Regions from separate parts of the Mus musculus genome. Here region 2 is linked to region 1. Evidence: chromatin loops called from intact Hi-C (ENCODE). Cell type or tissue: heart. All regions are shown on one strand. Links, peaks and the distances in the headings refer to the core of each region. The heading gives the core; the rest is flanking DNA. Region 1 has its middle 13 kb from the start of Gm51542. Region 2 overlaps Gipc1 (GIPC PDZ domain containing family, member 1).

What was found. A loop is a pair of places that touch in the nucleus more often than their neighbours do. Peaks named below come from ENCODE experiments on the same cell type or tissue, not always from the same donor. Only the 100,000 strongest peaks of a DNase experiment are listed, where the experiment ranks them.
Region 2: it touches region 1 in a loop (5-fold over the local background); 4 of 42 quality-filtered maps call a loop at or near these places.

The regions. Positions count from the first base shown.
Region 1 is chr8:83,781,468-83,785,854 of GRCm38, reverse strand. No RefSeq gene overlaps it. Among named protein-coding and RNA genes, the nearest start is that of Gm51542, 13 kb to the right of the region's middle. In heart, for the core only: no CTCF peak of the experiment used is centred there; a DNase peak (open chromatin) is centred at 2,494; H3K27me3 peaks cover 587 bases.
Region 2 is chr8:83,660,176-83,664,562 of GRCm38, reverse strand. It overlaps Gipc1 (GIPC PDZ domain containing family, member 1), which reads right to left. Exons shown (of 7, transcript NM_018771.3): 2 at 3,283-3,604; 3 at 2,423-2,608; 4 at 2,148-2,328; 5 at 1,402-1,514; 6 at 562-643; 7 at 1-445. The coding sequence starts at 3,570. The coding sequence ends at 294. Among named protein-coding and RNA genes, the nearest start is that of Ptger1, 4.3 kb to the left of the region's middle. In heart, for the core only: no CTCF peak of the experiment used is centred there; DNase peaks (open chromatin) are centred at 342, 2,092, 3,082 and 3,362; H3K4me3 peaks cover 1,341 bases; H3K27ac peaks cover 2,390 bases.

The DNA of each region.
Region 1 (4,387 bases), core at 241-4,240:
TGGTAAATTCATTCCTTCACTGGCATTAGAGCCGACTCTTTGCGATTCTGCTGTACAGTGAAGATCATCTGAGGCATTCAGCCTTGCGGGTGGGACAAGTATTGGATTCTTGAACTTTCTGTTGGGAGTCAGCCATTGTTGTACTGGCCAGACCACAGCCAGTAAGTCACTCTAATAAGCTCCTTTTATATATCTATAGATTTATTCTATCAGTTTTGTTTCTCTGGAGAATCCTGGATAATAAACCTCCTCTAAGTGGCAAGAATGACATTGTGTGCCACTTCACCCAGCTCAAGAAGCATTTATGCAAGTAGAACACTCTACATGTGGCTAGTTTATAGTAGGCATCCCCTGTTTCCGGCTACCCTTTCTCAGGCCACCCTGTGCCTCAGTTTCTTTCCTGACACAGAAGGACCAGTTCCGGCAGCTTCTCCCTCTGGCCTGGATTCCGGCAGAATCCTCCCCCTACTCTAACCTTAGAGAATCCAGTGGGAAATCCCTTCCAATCCATCTGAGCACACGTCGCACTAAGATATTTCTCTGGCCTCCAATTGAAAACAGAAGTTTCCTCCGCATTCATGGAGACAGAGCAGAAGGATAAACAAAGACAGACACACTCGGGCCAGAAAAATCTGATGTAAACACATCGCAGCAGACAAACACACAGGCATGCCAAACATACACACAGCCGGCTGCAGCCACCCGCTTGGGCTAGAGTAGCAGGCTCACTGTGCCCAAAGAGGGCTTCTGAACGACCACAGCAAAGGGCAGGGGCACCCCTGAGTAGATACTCTGGGCATAACCTCATCTGGACATCCAAACCTTTGAGTGTACCCAACCCCAAGCCAGAAGTTCAGGGATTAACACACCACGAGGAGAGATCTCTGGCGAGGTTAGTGGGTGGGCACCGGGCCCAGCACCCAGCCACAACAGGTACTTGGTGTAGAGACCCAGCGGCTTCTCAAGTTTCTCTCCAAAAGCCTTCGGAGATTATTAGCTGAATCAGGTACTAGGCTCCCATTCTTGAATCCCAATCTGACCTTGAACTAGGTAAAGGCACACACCAGTTTACAAAGTCCTATGTGGGTCTGCTCAGTAGACGTTCTCTCTCTTTTCCTGGCTATTCTTCCCTTAAGGCCTCCTCGTGCCTCATTTTCTCTCCTGTACATTGTGGGGGTGGGGTTCCAGGAAGGCCCTCTGGACTCTGACCTTGGGGAAAGCAAGAAAAATCCTGGGGTGGGGCTTGGAGCAGGGCAGCCATGGTTCAGCAGCAGGCAAGGGGCCCATGAGACAGAGGGGTTCAGCTTCGATGACCAGGGATCCACCCAGCATCCTCCAAACTGCAGAGTGATCCCCTTCAAACAAGGAGCCAACATCAAGAGGCAGAGACTCAGGAACCTCAGAGAGCAGCTGAACCAGAGGGGGTGGGAGCTGGGGAGATGGAACATTCAAGGCTGTTGTGTCTCCCGCGCCCACCTGGAAGAGGCATTTTATAGCCTGGGCACCACTCCCATGCCAGGGTTTTCCAATGCTTTTTGAGGGGGAAGGGCACAAATTGAACCAAGGATCATATTCTGCATACACAGAAAGTATTCTTCCACTGGGCGACACCCCTAGCTCTCTCAGCTGTATGTTTTGTTTTATTTTATTTTATTTTATTTTATTTTATTTTATTTTATTTTATTTTATTTTATGAGACAGGTTTCATGTAGCCCGGGATGGACTTGAATTCGCGATGAAGCAGGATCCTCTACTTGCACCTTGTGAGTGCCAGGTGAGAACAGCATTTCTGGTTTTAGTCAGTGCTAGAGATCCAACCCAGAGCAGCATGCAGGCTAGAAAAGCACTCTTCCAACTCCAGCCTACATGGTTGGTCGGTTATTTATTTATTTATTTATTTATTTATTTAGAAATGGGGTCTCACCAAATAGCCCTGCCTGTCCTGAAACTTCCTGTGTAGACCAGCTCAAACTCAGAGATCTGTCTGCCTTTTTAAATTTATTACTGGTGGAGGGATCCATAGCGCATGTGCAGAGGCTAGAAGACACCTTTGTAGAATCTGTTCTCTCCTCCCACCTTCACGTGGTTTCAGGGATTTGGACTCAGGTCACTAGGCTAAAATGTATTTTTATGTTAGGTCACCCATTCACCTGGTTTATGAACCTGAGCAAGTCATGTCACTAGCCTGAGCCTCAGTTTCTCTCTACAATACACATCGCTACTGTGAATGCGCACCTGCCTCCATCCCTGAGCCAGCCATGGCCTATGTAAGTTTGTCCTTGCATGCATAAGTTGGGGGTTACTTAGCTAGTGTGCGCACTGCTAGGAAATAGGTAGAGAGGGCACCTTCATCTCTACCTCACACATGATCAAAAAGCTTCCCAACCAGGCGGTGTCTACAGGCCTCTGTCTGCAAAAACACCCGGACACACCGCTAGTGACCGGTAAGGCTGCTGCTGCAGCGCGGGGAGCGAGCGCCACCTGTGGGCCGCCAAGTGGAGGTGCGAGCGGCGCCTGCGAAAGTGGGTCACAGCCACCTCCTCCCCGCCCAGGGCGCACCCTCCCCCATCCCCAGGAGTAGTTTTAGAAACAGCTCACGTTTATGAAATTCTCCTGCAAAGGACGCTTTCTCAGCCAGAATTTGTCCGCGTATTCATGCAACAGACATTTGCCGAGCGCCTCTGTGCTTGTCCTGGTCTGGGGTCAGAGACAGGGAAGAGAGCATTTAAATCGGCCAGAGCTCCTGATGGCATGAGGATGAGGGTGAGCTCAGGAGGGCAACTGGGACCAGACAAGACAAGACAATTGCTGGATTCAGTAAGTGTACTGAGGAGAAGGCCAACAGAGGGATAGAGTGACACGTTCATGACTGAAGAGCCAGACCGCAGATCAGAGCCGGCTCCAGGCGGTGTGGCTTGTGCAGAGGGTTGAAAAGCTCTGAGCTACCCCATGAGCACACCAAGCTCCAGGTACCAATACACACGGACACACATACACACCTAGACACACATGAACATGAGAGAGAGAGAGAGAAAGAATGAATTACATTAGGTTTTCCAGTTAGGTGTGGCAAATGCAAAGGCCCTGGGGCAGGCAAGCTTGAAGGTAAAGCTCTCTCCCTCTTTCAGATTTATCTTATGTGTATGACTGTTTTCCCTGCATGTGTGTCTGTACCCCACATACCTGGTACCCTCTGAGATCAGAAGGGGGTGTCAGGTGCCCTGAAACTAGAATTACAGGTGGGTGCTAGGAACTGAACTCAGGTCATTTGCAAGACTGAATCACAGAGTCGACGTCTTTAAGCCAATGTGCTATTTATTTATTTACTGTGTATGCACACGTGTGACAGTGCACATGCTATGGCACACATGTAGGGGTCAGAGGACCCATGCAGGAGTTGCTTCTCTCCTACCAGGCAGGTTCTGGGGATTGAACTTAAGTCTTCAGGTTAGGCAGCTAGTGGCTTTACCCACTGAGCCATCTCAGAGGGCAGTTGATGAATTCTTATAAGAGAGGTCAGGGTAGCCAGAACTGAGAGAGGGGTGGTATCAAGACCCCCCCCACACACACACACCGGGACAGAAATTTGACCCGGGGAAGAATAAGCCTTACACTGAGCCAAAACCTGTGGGGTCACCACCCCACTCTCAGCTGCCATGTGACTCACAGAAAGGACCCTGGCTCACAAACAAGTCTAATCATCACTCTCTTTGGCCTTTGCCTCTGACCACAAATTTTCTAAAATGTATGAAGCTAGATGAGGTTGGAGAGGCAGGAGGGCCAGGCAGTCAGGGCCATCCTTAGCTACATTGTAAATCTGGACTATTCTGAATTACATGAGACTATCCTGAGTTTTTAAGACCCTGTCTCGCCGGACGTGGTGGCACACGCCTTTAATCCCAGCACTCGGGAGGCAGAGGCAGGCGGATTTCTGAGTTCGAGGCCAGCCTGGTCTACAGAGTAAGTTCCAGGACAGCCAGGGCTACACAGAGAAACCCTGTCTTGAAAAACCAAAACCAAACCAAAACAAAACAAAACAAAAACAAAAACAAAAACAAAAAAAGACCCTGTCTCAAAAGAATAAATGAAGTTTAAAAAGCACAAGGTGGCGGGGGTAGGCGGCTACATCTCTAGCCTTCCCTCACTGCAGGGAGCTCTCACTCCAGTCCTCAAGAACCTTGCTTGCTCTTCAAATGTTAAAATAAAACTATTTCTTTACTGTATGGCACTATGGATTGAACCTACAGCTTCCATTCTCAGGCCCTTAGGAAACTGCACAGACTGGCCTTGAGCTTGCTCTGTAGCTCAGCCAGACTTGGGGCTGTGCTGTTCTACTTCAGTCTCCTGAGCAGCTGGGGTGAGTGACAGGTGTGTGCCATACCATGGC
Region 2 (4,387 bases), core at 218-4,217, 120 kb after region 1:
AATGTTGGGGACAGAGGTGACTGCCCAGTGTGTTGGTCCCTCCCATGCGAGTACTCTATTGAGGTAGGTGGGGAACCCGGCAGGGGTTGGCCGGGGACCCCAACCAGGCTGGGCACCGTGGTGGTACTGATTGGAGTGGGGCCAGGACCACAGGGCATTTGCACCCCATGCCTTTCCCAGGCTGCTGATTTACGAGCCTCGGCTGTGTGCCCAGGTCCCGGCTGTGGCACCCCTCCTGGAAACCCCAGCCAGGCCAAGCCAGGTTATCTCAAGGTCCAGGTTCAGTTCCAGTCTTAGTAGCGGCCAACCTTGGCATCCCCGATAGCTCCCCAGACATCAAAGACAAATTCATCTGGGAATGCGAAGTCACCGAGCCGCTCATCCAGGGCTTCTGCCAGCTCGTCCGGGTTCCTTTTGTCCTTTCCCAGCTCCACCATGGTGGCAGCTGGAAAAGATGGAGGCACAGATGTCATGATGGGCAGAGGTGTAGGCTCAACTCAGCCTGGGTGAGACCTGGAAGCCCACTCCCACCTTGCAGGCATGGGTGGGTGCCCCACTCACCCAGCTCCGTGTCTCTGATCCCCATGTAGCTCTCTAGCAAGTCATCCACCTTCTCAATGGCCTTCTCCTCAAAGGCCGACGGCTGTGGAGGGCGGGGACAAGACAGCACAATAACGTCAACAGTACTGTGATAGGCACTGGATGCCCTAAGTGCTGGGGACGGCTCCCAGGGACTCAGCAACAGCTCTACCAGTGAGCTGCATCCCCAGCTCCTGGTTTTGTCGTTACTTATTTTATGTAGAGGACTGCTTTGGTTGCACATGTGTATGTGTACAAGTGTCTGCCTGGTGCCTGTGGAGGTCAGAACACTGGACCTCTGGAATTGGAGTTAACAGATGACTGTGAGCCACCCATTATGGGTACTTGGAACTGAACCTGGGTGATCTGCAAGAGTCACACGTGCTCTAAACTGCTAAGCCATCTCTTTAGTCCCCAACACCCAGAAATGATCATTCTCATATTGAGGCATATTCTAAGTTGCCCAAACTTTGAACATTAAATCTTAGTTTCCCAGGTAGCTAGGATTACATACGTACGTATCCACCCTGGGCTGGCTTTCATATATTTTCATCTAAGACCTTGGTGACAAGGTCTTACGGTTTGAGCTGCCCTTGAATGTGAATCTTCCTGCTTGAAACCCCATGTCTGGCAGTGCTTTTTGTTTGCATCATTAATGTCTGCTCTGACAAGAAGTTACCGACTCTTACTCTACAGGGAGGAGTCCCAAGGCTCGATGGGCCACGGTAGGTCTCAAAGTTGGGAAGAGTAGGTTTAAGCAGAGGTGTCCAGGGTCTTTCACATAATCAGAATGCTGTCACTGGCCAGGGGTGGCTCACTCACCAGATCCTCCACGGTGGCAGGGCCCCGGGATCGGAGACGGAGGGTCCCTCGGCCAGTGCCCAGTTGTGGGCCTGAACCAGGGTGGCCACCGGCTGAACGCTGGCTGATCATATCTGTGGGAGGTAAAGGTAGTGGGGAATTTCAGCATACAGCGAGTACAGTACTCAGGTACCTAGGCTTCACACAGCCACCTCTCGCCATCGCCAGGTTCTGTAGGCTCCTTGGGAGAGGGGCTGGGTTCCAGGAAGGCAGGACTTTGCATGGAGCGTGAGGGGCAGCTGGGGGTCATGCAGAAAGGCAGCTGGAGAGAGAATGGAGGGGAGCTTCTCTTTGAAGGATTGAGGGCTGAGAAGCGTGAGTATAGCTGCTGAATTCCAGATAAGCCCTTTCTACCCACACCAGGGGTGCCTCAGGCCCATTCCAGAGAGTTAGTGAAGCCAGGTAGAGACAGGGGCAGGGCACAGGAGCTGTACAAAGCAGCCAAGCCTCACCTCTCCAGGCTGAGGGGGCTGGCCAGGGTTGGGGGCACTTGGCTGGGCTAATGGCTCCTGGAAGTCGGGTGTGGGGACAACTTCCTTCAGGCTGGGCTGTCAGCCAGCACTTAGTTCTTGGGTAGGGTGGGGCTGTCCCCATTTTGCATTGCAGGCTCGGGCGCCACCTGCTGGTGGTTCCCAGGACTGCCACCTGTATTTCTTAAGAGCTCAAGGTCATCCCAGTGGGTGGTCCAGGGTGCAAGGATGGCTCACCAAAGGCCTTTCGAGGTTCTGTGAGTTTGAGGGTGAAGGTGCGGCCTCGGGGCAGCTCCTTGAGGAGCCTGGCAACCTCGTAATGCCGACAGCCCAGCAGGCTCTGCCCGTTGATGGCTTCAATCATGTCCCCCACGCTGATGAGCTGAATGTGGTCAATCACACTGCCTTCCTTGATGCGCTGTGGAGGGGCAGGCATCAACCCTGGAAGCTCCACTCTAGGTCCCATTACAGACCCTGGCCACTGACTAAGGGTGTGCCACCCACCCGGGCACCTTAATGAAGGCGTAGCCGGCCCCGTTGTCGGTGATGGTGAGCCCCAGAGCCTCCTCCGACTTGAACACTTCCACCTCTTTGCGCTGCCCCTTCACATGGGCAAAGATGAAGTCTTCCAGGCCGATCTGGCCCCCCAGGAGTTTGTCCATGTCCACTTTGTGGGTGTTGAGGGTGCAGAACATCACCTGCAGAGGTAGGGCAGGATGCTCATGCCTTCCTCCCTGGGTCTTCTTTCCCAACACATCCCTACCCTAGGGACTGGTGACACCCAGGGCCAAGGAGAGGTCCACATACTACGAGCAGGATTTCTGTCGTGGTAAAACTCAGAGCTAGCTTGATATACAGAGAGCACTTGATACCTACTGAGGAGTGAATGGACCCTAGACTCCCACCCAGCCTTCCTACCCGCCTCTACTTGAATCTCTGCCCCACTGTCGCCCTCCCACCCTGCGGCTTCTCAGCTTCGAGCTTGGAGTCATGCCTCCAGGGCATCATGGAGAAATAGAAGCTGCTCCTGACCTCCAGCTCCCAGTGTTTGGGGGCACAAGCCTCCTAATACCTTATGGAAACCCAGCTACCACGTGTCTGTCAGTCCTCCACAACCTACCAGGACACAGGCTACTTCAGACCTAATGGGCAATACAACCTCCGAGCCTCATAAGGCCTGTTGGGAACACACATCCCCAACCCCCACCTACTAGAGTACAAGCCTCTCAAGGCCTGGTAAGAACTCAGTATCCTCCGGTAGCCACGCCTCTCAGATTCAGCGGCTGCTGGCCTGCGAGGAACATGAGCCCTAGCTCATAGGAATACGTGGCCAGGCCTGTGGCTTGCTCTTAAGGGACCTTGGTCCTGATACCTCAGCAGCTGGTAGTCGGAAGGCCTCAGCGATCTTGCCGTACAGCTCCTTGACATTAGTGAAGCCCTCGATGCGGCCTGTGGGGCTGCCGTGGGCCAGCTGGGTATGGAACACGAGGCGAGGCCGGAGGGCAGCAGGAGGTGGGGGCAAGCCCATCTGGGATTCTCCTGCTGCGCTCCCACCCAGGGGCCCAGGCTCCCCAACACCCAGCCCACTCCGGCTTGGCTCCGCCTCCTCATTTTCCACCAGAGGCGGTGCTTTCTTCCTTCGCCCCAGTCCCAGTGGCATGAGCAGCCAGAAGTGGGGACTCTGGCTGGGAGACCTGCAGAAAGGGAACCGGGCTTCATTCTCTGAGTGCCACCCATCACCACCACATGGTATCAACATCAACTAACATGGTTGTGCTTTGCAGAGCAGGGTTCCTTAACCCGGGGGTCTGGTGCAGGCTGGTCAGGTGCTCTATCACTGAGCATCATGTAGCTGTTGAGAATCCCGCTCCCGAGCACGGGTGCCAGGATACCTCCAGAACACTGCCGCCTGAATCAAGCTGTGCTGAACTTGCATTCTGCTGAGGCTTGCACCGCCCCTGATTGGCTGGCACTGTCCACGGAGCTGCAGCTTCTCCCATACACTGGAGTAAGCTCTACACTCTTAAAGCTATGAAAACTAGCTCCTCTGTGTTGTTTAAAGACTAACAACAAAAGATTCTGTCCATGTTCAGCATAGGCACAGGGCTCTCCCCGAATCAACCACTTCTCCCTCCCTCCCGGGTTTGGTTTTGGCTTTGTACATGTGGACCCACATACCTAGACTGCTTCTTACTTTTTTATTTTGAGTAGTTATCTCTTAGTTGCTCAGGCTACCCGTGAACTTGCAGTCCTCCTGCCTCAGACCTCAGAGTCGATGCGATTACAGGAATAGAGCAGCCCATCTGCCTTGCCCAAGTATTTTCTGTGTATAGTGGATTCCATCTGGGCACCCAGAGCTGATGTGAAGCTAGAGAGCTGACTCTAGAGACAGCCCAGATGCTGGGGCGCAGCTCATGGGTGGAGCACGTGCTAATGACGACCAGGTTTCATCCCAGCATCACACTGCACAGCTATAA